Regions from separate parts of the Homo sapiens genome. Here region 1 is linked to region 2. A link is an interaction called in ENCODE POLR2A ChIA-PET data of the cell type or tissue named here. Cell type or tissue: OCI-LY7. All regions are shown on one strand. Links, peaks and the distances in the headings refer to the core of each region. The heading gives the core; the rest is flanking DNA.

What was found. Peaks named below come from ENCODE experiments on the same cell type or tissue, not always from the same donor. Only the 100,000 strongest peaks of a DNase experiment are listed, where the experiment ranks them.
Region 1: POLR2A ChIA-PET joins it to region 2 with 5 read pairs; 2 of 35 experiments call an interaction of 5 or more read pairs at or near these places.

The regions. Positions count from the first base shown.
Region 1 is chrX:11,491,171-11,499,280 of GRCh38, forward strand. All of the region lies in intron 1 of ARHGAP6 (Rho GTPase activating protein 6), which reads right to left. Among named protein-coding and RNA genes, the nearest start is that of ARHGAP6, 170 kb to the right of the region's middle. In OCI-LY7, for the core only: no CTCF peak of the experiment used is centred there; no DNase peak of the experiment used is centred there.
Region 2 is chrX:11,607,216-11,615,325 of GRCh38, forward strand. All of the region lies in intron 1 of ARHGAP6 (Rho GTPase activating protein 6), which reads right to left. Among named protein-coding and RNA genes, the nearest start is that of ARHGAP6, 55 kb to the right of the region's middle. In OCI-LY7, for the core only: no CTCF peak of the experiment used is centred there; a DNase peak (open chromatin) is centred at 4,956.

The DNA of each region.
Region 1 (8,110 bases), core at 1,558-6,557, 120 kb before region 2:
AATAATAAACAGAACAAATCAAAAATTCTTTAATATATGGTTTATTTTATTTTATTATTATTATACTTTAAGTTTTAGGGTACATGCACACAATGTGCAGGTTACATATGCATACATGTGCCATGCTGGCGTGCTGCACCCATTAACCCGTCATTTAGCATTAGGTATATCTCCTAATGCTATCCCTCCCCACTCCCCCCACCCCACAACAGTCCCCAGAGTGTGATGTTCCCCTTCCTGTTTCCATGTGTTCTCATTGTTCAATTCCCACCTAGGAGTGAGAATATGCGGTGTCTGGTTTTTTCTTCTTGCGATAGTTTACTGAGAATGATGATTTCCAATTTCATCCATGTCCCTACAAAGGACATGAACTCAACATTTTTTGTGGCTGCATAGTATTCCATGGTGTAGATGTGCCACATTTTCTTAATCCAGTCTATCATTGTTGGACATTTGGGTTGGTTCCAAGTCTTTGCTATTGTGAATAGAGCTGCAATAAACATATGTGTGCATGTGTCTTTATAGCAGCATGATTTATAGTCCTTTGGGTGTATACCCAGTAATGGGATGGCTGGTTCAAATGGTATTTCTAGTTCTAGATCCCTGAGGAATCGCCACACTGACTTCCACAAGGGTTGAACTAGTTTACAGTCCCACCAACAGTGTAAAAGTGTTCCTATTTCTCCACATCCTCTCCAGCACCTGTTGTTTCCTGATTTTTTAATGATTGCCATTCTAACAGGTGTAAGATGGTATCTCATTGTGGTTTTGATTTGCATTTCTCTGATGGCCAGTGATGGTAAGCATTTTTTCATGTGTTTTTTGGCTGCATTAATGTCTTCTTTTGAGAAGTGTCTGTTCATGTCCTTCACCCAGTTTTCGATGGGGTTGTTTTTTTCTTGTAAATTTGTTTGAGTTCATTGTAGATTCTGGATATTAGCCCTTTGTCAGATGAGTAGGTTGCGAAAATTTTCTCCCATTTTGTAGGTTGCCTGTTCACTCTGATGGTAGTTTCTTTTGCTGTGCAGAAGCTCTTTAGTTTAATTAGATCCCATTTGTCAATTTTGGCTTTTGTTGCCATTGCTTTTGGTGTTTTAGACATGAAGTCCTTGCCCATGCCTATGTCCTGAATGGTAAAGACTTAAACGTTAGACCTAAAACCATAAAAACCCTAGAAGAAAACCTAGGCAATATATGGTTTTAAATAATTAGAAACCAAACATTCTATATCAGAATGCAAATTTCTATACTAGAAAAGAATGGCTTAAAAAGAAAACCCTAGTGAGCCATTCAAAGAGCACTGCTATCTACTGACCAAGTCCTATACGTGCTGAGCATTTAATGAACAGCTAAACAAACAGAGGTACTCAAAAGACCAACTTGATAAACCTGATAGGGGAAAGTTATACACGATTCTCATAAGAGTCACGAATAATATAGTTAATATAGTTGTGGAAAAAGGAATATTTATATATACTAACATGGACAATGTTGAAGGTAATGAAATGTGCTTGTATACTATAGTCCTATTTATGTTAAGAGAGAAAGAGGAGAGAGAAAGAATGAACTAGATGATTAGGTCGCTATCCACCAAAATTTGTTCTTCATTTCTTGTATACAATAGAATTGTAGCTTGGCATATGGCCTCCCAGCTACACTTCAATTCTCGGCCCCATTAACAGTTAGGGATAGCCATGTAAGTAAGCTTTTTCCCAGCCTTGTCTCTTAAGTCAAGGTGCACGTCTTCTTCATACTCAGTTTCACTCCTTACCACTAGACAAAATGGTGACCACCAGAGTGACCTGAGGGACTATGTTGAAGATGGCAAAGCCAGTGTCATCTTGGGTCCCCAGCTGACTGCCTGGAGCACAGCTTCCTATCAACCTGGACTATACATGTTGGGCCACGATGCAGAGAAAAAACAAATCTCATTTTTTTTAAGCCACTGAATCACGGAGGCCTTTTATAGCAGCTTAAGCAATCCTAACTTATATGCACATTATAATATAAAAAGTATATCATACTATGTATGTGTCTGTATATGCACTGAAAATGTTTGCAAAAACACTCAACAAACTGTTACAAGTGGTTATTTCTGGAGAATCAACAAACATGGCAATGAGGGGCAGTAATTATTGAATAGATTCAAAGAGTGATGCACATGAATTCTCTGGTCCAGAGCCCATCCCAAAAGCTCAGACTGCATCATGGGAACTAGGCTTAGCCAGCTGAATGCTCCTGACCAGCACTTTAAATGCGTGGAGAGTGACGCAGAGCAATAGGACAATGAGATGGCACAATTCATGGTGGCCAAAATAGCATTGAGAAGCCAGCAGGAGTGGTGGTAGGTGTCCATTGACACTTCCTTACCTTACTATTCATTGGTGTGACTGTGTTTGTGTTACCAACTGCCAGTGGTTTGGGGTATGGACAATAGGGTCGGATTCCTGAGGGTATCTGGGCCCCAGACAAGTAAGCAGAGGATTCAGCTGTGGAGTCCAGATGTAAGAGCAAAAAGAGTTGCTCAACAGAGAAATAGAACAAAGACGCACGTAAATATAGTAAGACCTGGGCTCTACATTCAAGCATCAAAATATTTCGTAAAAATTCCTATCAAACTGACAGAAAAAGGTTATGTAAGATTTCCCATACAAAACAGAATGCCTTTTTTTTTTTTTTTTTGAGATGGGTCTTGCTCTGTCACCCAGGCTGGAGTATAATAGCAGGATCATAGCTCACTGCAGCCTCAAATTCCTGGGCTCAAGTGATCTTCCCACCTCAGCCTCCCAAGTAGCTGGCACTACAGTCACATGCCACCATGCCCAGCTCCATTTCTGAAATGAAAACTGGGCTCCTCAACACAGCAGTATGGATGTTTGGGACCATTTCTGTTACAGGGATGGTGGCATCCTGTGCATTAGATAATATTTATCAGTGTCCCTGGTATCTACCCACTAGACACAAGTAACATGCCTCCCTCCTCCACTGTGACAACAAACACATCTCCAGCATAGCCAGATGTCCTCTGAAGGACAAATCCTCCCCTCCAACCCAGGTTGAGAACCACTGCATTAAATGAACAAATAAAAATCAGTGTATTCCTTCTAATATGTTTTCTTTTAAAATCCACACAAAATGGTCAGATCCTTTGGGACGTAACTGAGCATTGGCTCAGTTGGTAAACATGCCTGGACATGCTATAAAAACTTGTGGTCAACACAACATGGAGCCTTACATTAATTAAGAGAGATTACAGAAGCAAGATTCAGAAGGTCATGGCAAATGGACCTAATAAATAAGACTGTATTTGAAAAGGATAAATGTAAGTTTATTCACTTGAATCCAAATCAACAACAGCAAATTATAGGATAAAAGAGTAGAGATTTGGTTCCTGAAAAGAAGTTCTGCAAGAGCAGATGCTTTCAGAGTCATTTCACACATACTCCTAGTGGTCAGCTAGGTTGACTGGAAGTAAGTTCACCTCTGAGAGGTGGTCACCAGGCTTTGAGGAACCTGAAAGGAAGTCTGGAACCCTCATAGTCTAAGGTGCTGAAGGTCACAGGTCCTGCTCTGATTACAGAGAGATTTTTGTAAACAACTCACCCTTTGTGTACTTATCTGGGGAGTTTTGCAGAAAAGCCAGGGTAGATCAAAGGCTCATTCTACCATCTATTTTTATTTTCATGATTACCTTTGCATATCTAAATAAATGACTCTAGATGGTTGGAAGTTAAGGAGCCAGTCACTTTTGTTTGAAGAAGTACAAAAAGAAAAACATTTACAGATAAGAGATTTAAGAATAAGAATTTTATAACTAGCTTAACATATTTAGGAAATATTGGAACAAAAATAATCATATCAGTAATAGAGAACCTCAGGCAGTCTCAGGACCTATATTTGCATTTGTCTGTACAATAATGTTTGAGCCAAGTAAAGACCCAATGACATCATAGCGCACTATATGAATGAACATCTCAAGTAAGGAGAATAGAGGCAGAAAATTCAGTTATCATGTTAACACAAGGTAGCCCTTAAAGAAGTCTGTCTTTTAGTAGTTGGTGGAACATTCCCAGCCTCTGCCCCCACCCACCCCTTTCCTTTTCTCTCTGGCAGAGACTTACCTCCTACTGAGGGCAAAAATGCCATATCCTTGCCCTTACTTCCCTAGACTCCTTTGCAATGTGGATATGGACACACAACCCAATCCTGATAAATGAGACTTGACGGGACTTCTCCCAGGAGACTTTTGGGAAAGGTTTTTTTCCAAAATAACAAAAATTGAAATTCCCTCTTTTCTTCACCTGAGTATGCTCTTTCACACAGCACCTGGTAAGGCTGTAGCCTATCTACATGGAGAGAGACATCTCTGAGCCAGGGAAGAGAGATGAACTGTATCTGGGTAAATGTAGTCACTGAGTCCCTGAGGTAATCCTGGAACCATGCTCCAGGTTTATGTCTGTGGCATGCTGACTCTAAGGTGGTCCTAAGGATTCTCCTCTTTCCCTTCCTGGTATTTATGCCCCTACCCAATCTCTTCCCTTTGAGCGTGAGCTGGTCTACCCAAATATGGCAAAGGTGCTGTAACAAATAGACTCCATAGCACCTTCTAACAAATAGAATATGGCAAAGGTGATGGGACGTCATTGCCAGAATTGTAACTTTTGTCTTGACAGTTGATTCTGCTGTTGCCTTCTTGGCTTGCATGCATTCATAAAGTAAGCTGCCATATTGGAGAGACCCATGAGGCAAGGAGTGGAGGAGGGTGGCCTCCAGCCAACTGCCAATGAGAAGGTGAGGCCCTTAGTCAAATGGCCTTTAAGGAGATTCTGCAAACAACTAGGGTAAGCTGGTAAATAGGGCCTTCCTTCACCAGTTGAGCCTTCAGATAAGACCCCAGCTCAGGCTGCCACCTTAACTGCAGCCTCATATAACTTCTGAAGCAAAGAAATCAGCTAAACTGTGTCTGAACTCCTGACCCACAGAAACTGTGAGATAATAAATATGTATTGTCTTAAGCCACTAAGTTAGTGATAATTTGTTACACAGTAATATCTAATGCCATGCTTATGTGAGATAAAAAATGTTCTTACTATTTAAGCAACTTTCAATCATGTACTCTGTTAGTGCAGCCAAAAGTAGCCTAGCTGATACACAGGAAGATTTCTTGTGTATATCCTATCTTTTTGTGCTTGTAATATTTTATTAGCACAAGAATGAGCTACTGCTTATTACAAAATTTATTATCTTATATATCTGCTACTATAAGATTCTAAAAAAAGCTGTGTGTTATCTTTATATTCAAATAAATGAGGGACATTCACAAAATTATCAAGTGTTCCTCATTACAGTTGACATTTGAGAGTGATTCATTTCAGTTAAATGTATTCAGATTATTTTGAACTAGAAAAAAAAAGAATTATTGTGCTTATTTGTAACATTTTAAAGCATTCTTATACAGACAGACATTTTCTACATTTGTGTTATTGAAATCAAAGCATGGAGTTGGACCCAAGTCTTCATTTTTTTTAACCATACATCCATCACTGGATTTTAACAAAGCCAAATCATCTGTCAAATTAAATTAATATTACTACTGTGAAACTTACTGATTGTTACATATAAAGTATTTGTTTTGATTAATAGATTTAGTAGTAGGTGGTTTCAATGCAATAGAGGAATATCCCAGAGAATCATTATCCATAAAATACATAAATCCTCCTGCCCCTTATTTTGTAGCACCAAAGAGCTGCTTAGTGGGAAGCTGTATCACACATCAGCCCTACAAGTTGTGGTGACTATTTTGGTGACTTTCTTTTGGGGCCCATATTTGAAATTCTGTTTATTTTCTCTGCTATGGATACATCTTTTATTGGTTTAGTGATCACCAGATCTTCTTTCTTCTGCTTTGGCTTCAACTGCTGTGGAGGAGGAGGACTTAACTTTTTGTGGTTCCCTGAGGGCCATCAAAGTGAATTTACTGTATGCTACGAAGCCTGTATTTTAAGTAAGATCATCAGAAACATAAATTTCTAATGCAATACATCCAGCCATGTTTGTGTGATACAAATAACTTAGTTGGATTATATAGATAAGATTTCTGAACATAAGAAGTTTATTCATAGTCTTACATAAATAACTATAGCCCTATTTCAGTAAAATTAGAGTAAGTCAACACTGGGAATCTGTTATGGACTGAATGTATCCCCCTAAAATTCATATGTTGAAGCCCTAACCCCCAATGTAATGGAATGTGAAGGCAAGGTCTTTGGAAGATAATTAGGTCCAGATGAGGTCTTGAAGGTGGGACCCCATGATGGGATTAGTACTCTTATGAGAAGAGAAAGACCAGAGTGTGCCTCCCTCCTCCCACCCCCTTCCCCCTCCCTCCTTCTCTCTCTCTCTCTCTCTCTCTCTCTCTCTGCCATGTGAGGACACAATAAGAAAGGGTCCATTTGCAATCCAGGTAAAGAGGCCTCACCAGGAACTGAATCTGTCAGCACCTTGATTTTGGATTTTCCAGTCTCCAGAACTATGAGAAATAAATTCCCATTGTTTAAGCCACCCAGTCCGTGGTATTTTGTTATAGCAGCCTGAGCTAAGACAGAGTTCATGAAAATTTTTCTTCCTAATTGATCACTACTTGAACAACAAAACTCTAGAGTAATGGTTCTCAACCTTCCTTTTTTCACTTTAACACACCAAACAATGATGCTCACATACACGACATTCTTCCATGCGGGTATAATCCCCAAAGTTGTGCACAATTGGCTGCCACCTCTTTATCTTGCAATCAGAATAGGATACTAGAATATAAGTCAGCATATCATTATTGTTGCTGTAAGCTTGAATTTGATTGAATTTCAATATATAAATTATATTTTGCCAAAATTTGAGATTTATCCATGTTGACACATATTGGCCCATTTCACTTATTTTTACTGAAATATTATCCCATAATTAATTTATCTATTCTCATAAGGGTATGTTCTTTCTGATTTTTTCCCATAACAAATAATGTTGCAATGAACAGTCTCATGCACGTATATGAGAATTTCCCTAGAGTATGTATTTAGAAGTGAAGCTGATGATTCAAGAGCCTGGAATCTTCCACCTTAATAGACACCACTATATTGCTCTCCATAGAGGTGGTACAATTTATAGGCTTTCATGTTTACATGCAATGGATGAGAACTTCATACATACTCTCATTTTCTTTCACTTTCGTTAACTCCAAAAATTTATCTGTGCCTGTTGCCAGATGACTAAAGAAGGAGGAGTATCTATATCACAAACTCAGCTCCACCTCATTCCACTCTCACCATCTGTGCATTCAGTCAGTCACTCCTTCAAAAGACATTGATAAAGGGCCCACTATGTGCTCAGTCCAGTGGGGGTGTCAGAGTAGGAAAACCTGTCTGTGCCCTCCCTACCATAAGATCTTAGGCTACTCATTTCAGCCTCCTGAACTTTGGTCTTATTTTAATCAAAGTGGGGTAACATTTACCTCACAGAGTAAATAGTAAAAAGTAAACCAAAGTTTGAGTATATCGAAGCATCTGTGGGCAAAGGGAATTTAAAAAAAAATAAAATAATGTCCCAATTCTCAAATACTTTTTTGTTGTTGTTGAAATAAAACAATTATACACAGGTAGAAGAGGTGACCTCAATAATCCTGTCCATGTTTTGAAACCATTTGGTAAAAGAGCAATATCTGGAAGCAATTTATTTCATTTTTTCTTTTGCTTATTTGACATATAATTGTACATATTTATGAGGAGGCATTTTGGCATGAACATACTATGCTGCATTTGGTCAGGGTCTCTGGTAACTTCCAATACAGATTTTAAGAACCAGGGTACCTATCAACTAAGTTATATCTAGGAAAGCACTTCTCCCCTTCCCTGTCCCACTAACTAAAATAACATCCTGGAATGAGATGTTTCTGTTGTAATATTTTCTGGCTATGTCTAAGAATGCCAAAACAAGTGAAAACGAAAACATGCAGGCAAATCAGGTACTTGGCACTCTAAGGACTGGTTGTTTCATTGACTTGACCTTTTCTCCTTCTAATACATTGAGTCAAGCTGACTTGTGTGTGTAGATGAACCCT
Region 2 (8,110 bases), core at 2,140-7,139:
ACCTCTTCCTGCAGTCAATGCTGCCTTATAGAGAACCTTGTTTCTCTTATCATAGTCTGTCATCTCAAGCAATGATATCAACAGAGGTCCAAAGAGATGTTGAACAGTGACAATGTACAAATGATGGAGCTTCTCTAGAGGCAGGATTTTGTTTCTGAAGTACCCCGAAAAGGCCAGATCCAGAAATGAATGGATATAAAAGGACAGATCCCTGGTGGTGATTACAGCACAATAGTTGATTCCATACTTCTTTCCCTAATAGAAAGCAAACTGAGAAGGTATTTCCACCATTATTTAGTGTTCAGAGATGGGTTAGATGATGTTGGAGTTACTCAGAGGAAAAATTCATGAAGCTAACAGAATTATAGACAAAGTAACTGAGAATCTGAGGTTATGTTCAGGGTTTAAAATCTCCATCTTCTTTTGTAAGTATGTATTTTTAAAATAGCCGTGAAGGAATGTAATCAACTTCTTATTGTTGGCTTGGTTACTGTTAAGTTATGCCATGTATAAAAGTATAGCTTGTGACAGTGACCTTACAGTCTACTTTAAATTTATGTTTGATTGTAGCCAAAAAGCTGGGGCAACAAATAATTTGTAATCTTCTGGCTTCTTTCAACAAAGCTTTGAGCGAACCAGTGCAAAAGCCTAACAGCACATCTGATACTACAGGCTTCAATGAAAAATAAGGGGAAATAATCATAATTGGTTTTTCTTTGGGTATATTCTTCAAAAACGCTGATTTAAGAATTAAGTCTGCAATCTGTATGCAATTATATCTTGTGGATACAGCAGATTATTATTTAAGAATGTTTTGTCCTTACTGGACAAAAATAGATAAAGCCTGGTTTTCATTACTCTCCCACTTACTACCATTGCATAAATATATTTCAGTTTTACAAAGTGATAATTCACAGCTACAACTCTAGAGTAAGTAACCCTAAGGTAACCCGGCAAACATGGCAGGATTATATGAGCACAGTGACTGAAATGATACTTTTCCTTCAAGTACAAATAAATTTAAGTAATGGAATAATAGTATCAATGAGAAAATGATGGTTCTGGTACATTTTAGTGTTCAAAATATAAAAATAATTTTTTCTGCAAAATTGGATTATTAAATCTGAGGACATGGTTATGGTACATTGCACATTTTCAGGCTCAAAATAGGTGCCTAGTAAACTCTGACAACCGAAAAATCTGTCACCACCATCATCAATATTATCATCATCGCCACCATCATCACTACCATCATAACCACCATGAAGCATGAGGCTTTTGGAGAAGAAACCCAGACTTTGAAGCTGGACAAGTCTGGCTATGAGACATCATGACTCTGTGTCCTTTCAGCTGTATGGTCTCTGCCCACTGATATGGTTTGGCTCTGTGCCCCCACCCAAATCTCATCTTGAATTGTACTCCCGTAATTCCCACGTGTTGTGGGAGGGACCCCGTGGGAGATAATTTGAATCATGGGGGCGGTTTCCCCCATACTGTTCTCATGGTAGTAAGTCTCACAAGATCTGATGGTTTTATCAGGGGGTTCCGCTTTTGCATCTTCCTCATTTGCTCTTGCTGCTGCCATGTAGGAAGTGCCTTTCACTTCCCACCATGATTCTGAGGCCTCCCCAGCCATGTGGAAATGTAAGTCTAATTAAACCTATTTTTCTTCCCAGTCTTGGGTATGTCTTTATCAGCAGTGTAAAAACGGACTAATACACCCACCTAAGGCATGGCTAACCACCTATGGGGCACCAGGAATGGCAGATTCCGTCATAACTAAAAAAGCAACTCCTGGCTTGTAATAGTACTTACTGCAATGGCTGAAAGACAGAATGCCCCGCGACTAGATAGATGTAGGTTGCAAACCTGGCTCCATTGGTTAGGGGCAGTGGTCCTGGGACAAGTTCCCCAACTTCTCCCTAGCCTTAGTTTTTACATTTACAAACTCATTATCTTAAATTTGGGTTCCACCAAAAGAAGACCCTGGAGAAGTATGGGGATGCAGGGAGTTTACATAGGAAGTGATCTCAAGAGGTCCAAGGGAGGAAGTGAAATGTGAGAAGAAGAAAAAAAAGTCAAAAAGTACATAGATGAATAGGTTCCTGCTATGGACAGGTGGGGCTCAATCTTGTAAAGCACTCTCTGAGAAACCAGAAGGAACACACCTCAGAATCACTCACTAGACAGGAGGGAGCTATGGCATTTTTCTACTTACTTCTGTCCACTATTACTTGAGGGCTATTCTCTGAGGCATTAACCCCGCTTGACATTTTCAGGTTGCCGCTATAAACAATAAAGCAAGCTCCTGGGATGCCAGAGGAAGCCCTCAGGCAGAGTTTAAGAAGGAAGAGAAGCAGGAGAGGCAGCTATGGCAAAGAAGACAATGGCAGGACCTTGCAGTGGCAACCTATCAGCATACCAAAAACTGCACACTGTAAAGCTGCAGGGAATATCAGGCAGAAGAAAAGTGGAAAGGGCATCAACAGCATCTGCTACATTCAGGACACTACTCACCTTTACAGGAGATTGTGAGGATCAGAGATAAGAAATATGAAGTGTCTGGTTCATAACAGGGACTCAACAAATGGGAGCAATGGTGGCAAAGATGCCCTAGAAGAAAGAGGAGGCTGGGCACTACTAAATGGAAGAACCTGCCAGTAACCCAGGCTGGCCAACCCAGTGTTCCTCCTCTCCTCTAGGTGTATGCCTCCAGGCGTGTGCAGGTGAGCTGCTCAACACAGACTGCTTACACTGTTGCTAAATTGTTGGTATGATTTTAGAGGAGGTTTCTGTTGAATTTGCAGAGCAATAAGATAAACCCAGCCTGTGTCATTGAGCTGCCACGTTCAAGTGTCCATGATGCCTTCCATGGGCCTGAGTTACCTTTGTTTCATGGGCCTCTTCCTCCAGTAAAAAAAAAAAAAAAAATACAAAATATGCTGTATGACCAGATTGGTGTAAAGACAAATACATTAGTATTATACATTAAAACTTTTTATTGGACCTAAAAGGACATCTTTCTTTCTTCTGCATTTAAAAGAAATTAAAACATTTTCATGGGCCCTTGAAGTACTGTGAGCCCCAGGCACTGTGCCTGCTCTGCCTAATGAGTGAGTCACCTCATCTCACATACACCATTTCATTTAATTCTTATAGGGACTGTGCAAAGGTGGTTTCTTATCCCCATTTTTCAGGTGAGAAACTGAGGCTGAGAAAGATGAAATGACCCATCCAAATTCACACAGCCAATGGCAGAGCCCTGGATTGTTATATGCACTCTAAATTCCTCCAGCGGTCATATGGAGGAAGTGCCCATGGTAATGATGCTTGCTGCACTTGCCAACATCTGAAACATCATAAACATATGTAAATATATACACAAAGAAACATACATACATACACACACAGAAATGTCTTATTTTGTAAACAGATTTATGAAGGTGTAATTTACATATGATATAATTCACATATGATACATATGATAAAATTCAGAGGTTTTTAGTATTTTCACAGGGTTGTGCCACCATCATCACACTTAATTTTAGAATATTTCATCGCCACACAAAGAAATCCCATCTATGTCCATTAGCATTCATGCCCCATCCCCTCCTCCAACCTCTCCCCAGGCCCTGACAACTACTAACCTACTTTCTGTCTTTATGGATTTGCCTGTCCTAGGCATTTCATATAAATGGGACCATAGAATATGTGGTCTTTTGTGTTTGGCTTCTTTCACTTCGTATAATGTTTTCAAAGTTCATCTATGTTGTAGCATATACCAGTACTTCATTTTTACTGCCATATTATATTCCATTTTATGGATGTACCATATTTTATTAATCCATTCACAAGTCAACAGACACTTGAGTTGTTTCTATTATTTGACTATTATGGGTATTGCTACTATAAACATTTGTGTGCAACTTTTTGTGTTTTAATTCTAAATATGCATTAGTTTTAATCAGATTGTTTTCATATAATCCATCTTAGCATAAAGAGGAAAGAGTTCTACAGCTAGGGCTCTAAAACATAACTTTTCTAACTAATGAAGGGAACAATTACTAAGAACCCATAATAAAAGACACTTTACAAGAGAATAGAAGACCTTGTAGGGAATGAAACACACTCTTAAGAAAAACGGCAAGAAGCTAGGGCATAATGTGCTTGCTAAAATGGAGTGTAACTACATTTCTGAACACAACAATGAGAAAAAGTTATCCAGCATTCTTTCCCCTTGACTTAGTGCATGATGAGGAACAAATAGGATTATTTCCATTAGGACAAAAGATGTAGTTGCTAAAGCTTATCTTTCCAAGGAATGAATCACTAGTTGGGATCTAGTGAAGATCTAATAATTTATATGTCCCTGCCTAATATTCACTCTGCAGCTGAGAAAAAAAATCTTAAAAAACCTTCCAAAGGAAGCGCACAATGAATTTTTTTCAATTCAAACCAACAAGCAGTAAATCCCCTCTTTACAATAGCCTGTCTCACTCCTTGCCCTTGCATTTCCACTTAAAAGTTTTTCATCCTTCAAGGCTACTCACTCCATCAAGTTTTCTTGGAGTTCCCCCAAGTTATAACCATTCTTTCTCTCACTCCATATCACTGAGTGCTCAGGGGCACCAGACAACATGCAGTGACAACTGAGTGACTATAATATGCCAAGCATAGTGGGTGGCACACCCTGGGGACAGAAAAGTACAAAAAAAAAAAAGCCCTCAAAGAATTTAACCTCTTTTTAAAAAGATGGAGACTAATCAACCAATCAAATAAATTATCAAAAACATTTCATAAACAAAGATACACACACATTCTTGGTTTTAAGTAATAAAAATTCACCTCAAATTAGCTTAATCTTCCTAGTGTGATCACTGATAATGTGATCTCAATCTCACAGACCTGGAAGGGCCACATGTACAGCTGGCTTCAGGAGGAAGTGAAAATCATCATAATTCCACGTGTCTGTTTGCCTGCACATAGCTGAACATAAAGCTGAAATGCATGTTTTAAGTGAGCAGCAACTTCTCTCTTGTTAAATACTGTACACCCAACTGCTAGCTTCTGGCACACTGTAGATGTCCAAACTGACTAAGGTCTTCCAATCTCAATTCTAAATTTCAGAAGAGAAAAACCAGGTTGTCATTTGGGTCAGGTATCCACTTCTGATCTAAACAGCTGTTACCTGGGATGGGAGATACTATAAACGGAATGTTTGTGTACCCCTCAAATTCACATGTTAAAACCCAGTCCCCGATGTGGTGGTATTTTGAGGTGGAGCCTTTGGAAGGCCCTAGATAGTTCATCTGCCCCTTCTGCCACGTGAGGGCACAGCAAGAAGACAGTTGTCCATCTGTGAACCAGGAAGTAGACCGTCACCAGATCCCAAACATGCTGACACCCTGATCTTGCACTTCCAGCCTCCAGAACCATAATAAATACATTTCTATTGTTTATAAGCCACCCAGTCAAAGACATTTCTTATATGGCAGCCTGAACTAAGATGGGAAGAAATAACACTTCTCATAGAGGAGAGGTCTATAATAACTCAGCATCCCTAGTGATACAACTCCAGTGTTCTTTCAGTGTTCTTCAGTGTTCTTTCAGTAAGTGGCATTATGATCCAGCTAGTCCTTCTACATTCTCACTCTTAAGTTATCACTCCTTGTTTATGTACCAACCAACTAAGCCTACTAGCTGTAAACTTAGAATAAGGAAAGAACATTGTTTAAACACTAAGGTTTCCATTATCTAAAATGCCCATAATTTATTGAAATTGAATGGTTTATTCTGGCTGGAAAAATCAGTGATCACTGCCTGTAGCAGATAGCTTCAGAAGCCAACAATATGATATTATTTTCTCTGGGACCTTCCATCTACTAATCTACTCGCTCTATCCCTATTCCAAAGGTTGGCCCATAGCAGCCATATTTGTTCCATTATGTGTGACCAAACTTAAGCGTTAACCTGACCCAAGGAGGGTCAATCACACTCTTGCATCTGGGAATTGAGACTGCAAAGCTGAAGAACTGTTAGCGGCTCTGTGAGGAACAGGGCTCATTTGATATAACCTCTGAGGATAGGCTACCTTTTGGCCACCATGGAAATTGAGAATCTGAGAAGGACAGTGAACAGAGAAAGATGAATAAAGCAAATACAAAGCAATGAGAGATTCTGGAATGATGCATATATAATTCTAACTTTAGGTTTCAGCCTTTTCTGAGATCTGGCTCCATCTCTACTTTTGAGACCCACAGACATTCCCACACACTTTCACAGAGTGTCCTTTAGCTAGTTCAATCAGCTTAGATTACTAGCGACCAGAGCCCTATCTAATATAGAAGGTTCTGGGAAGCTCTGACAGAGCTTTTTAACAGTAAATGATAAAGGACAAATGTGGAGTTTTCTCACAGCGTTTCTTCCTTGGCATTCCCTGTCTATAATTCAACTATAAATCTTTTGAGTATCAATCCCATCATTCTTCTGGCAATGTAGTTTGTGACCAGGCTGCCATTCTTTGGAAAAGAGAAAATGGACTCACACTCTTAGGAAGAGTCAATGGTTGGTGCTGTTTGATAGCTTTGGGCTAAATCCTGACTGTATTCACCCTCTGTCCCCTGCCCACAGGTTCCTGGAAGAGTTACATGTACAAAGAAAAACAGCAAAACAGAAAACAAGGTTGTACTTTACTTTTAGCTGGGCCTTTTCCCAATAACTCCAGATGAGGCCAAGAACCCTTGGCAGGAACCAGGAAGGGTTTTGGTCTGCAGACCATCATGGCACCACATCCAGGGCTCCCAGACCACTGGCACAAATGGTCCCTGTGCGGGCACCACCCACTTCTCTATATGGCAAATTCAGTAAATAGGACCTTTTCCACGGCCCACCTAGCCACTTCCACCCCAACTCTATCCTCAAGGACCTGCTGGGCAGACATGTGGCACACAAGCAGGATCACACCCCTATACCTCTCAGAAACTCTTACTCCAGCCTTCTCCCCCAAGTGTTGAGAAAGGGATTGTTTCAGTGTAGCCCCTGTGTATTAGTCCGTTCTCAGGTTGCTATAAAGAACTACCTGAGACTGGGTAATTTACAGAGAAAAGAGGTTTAATTAGCTCACAGTTCCACAGCCTGTACAGGAAGCATGGCTGAGGAGGCCTCAGGAAACTTACCATTCATGGAGGAAGGTGAAGAGGAAGAGGCACGTTCTACATGGCTAGAGCAGGAGAGAGAGAACCAAGGGGGGAACTGCTACACACTTTCAAACAACCAGATCTCATGAGAACTCACTCACTGTCATGAGAACAGCAAGGGGGAAATCTGCCCCCATGATCCAATCGCTTTCCACCAGGCCCCTCCTCTAACACTGGGGATTAACAATTCAACATGAGATTTCAGTGTAGACACAGAGCTAAACCATATCACCCTGAAACACAGAATGACTGTTAAAACATTTTTGAGTCAAGGGAACCAAAGCCAATAACACAGCTCATGAGTGACAAACGTAGCACATGTATTCTCAACTAGGCAATATCGCCACCAAGGGGGTAAAAATCGATTACTGGGAGAGGCGAAGAAAACGTATTATTTTTATGTATAAAGCACAGAAATACACAACACAAACAGATAAATAGGATATCTGTGCTATGTAAATTTCATGGGTGGAGGCTGGGGAGATTAGAGAAAAAATGTTTTAAAAAGCTTCCTTGAGGGGGCAATAATGAAAAAAAAAAGGTGGAGACACATTAGAGCCTATAGTGGATGCTGTGGTGCTGCCACAGACCCTTACTGCTGGTGGACCCATTCCCAGTTGCTAAGAACTCCTAGCTTACTCCTTCTCCCAAGAATTGGCCTTTGCAAAAGGGGACCCACCTTTCTTAGGGAGACTATACTCCTATGTTCTCCTTTTCTCTCTCTTTCCTTCATGCTATGCTCCATTTCCCAAAATGTCAAACCAGTCCATGCACTTTTTCATTCTGCACCTTTCTCAGGCCTTTCTCTGACCTTCCTGTAAACGTCATTTTGCAACCTTCTCTTTGCATTCTCCTGACTCTTTTCCAAGCACCACTTCCATCCAAATACTTTCCATTAATGTCTATGCCTTTTC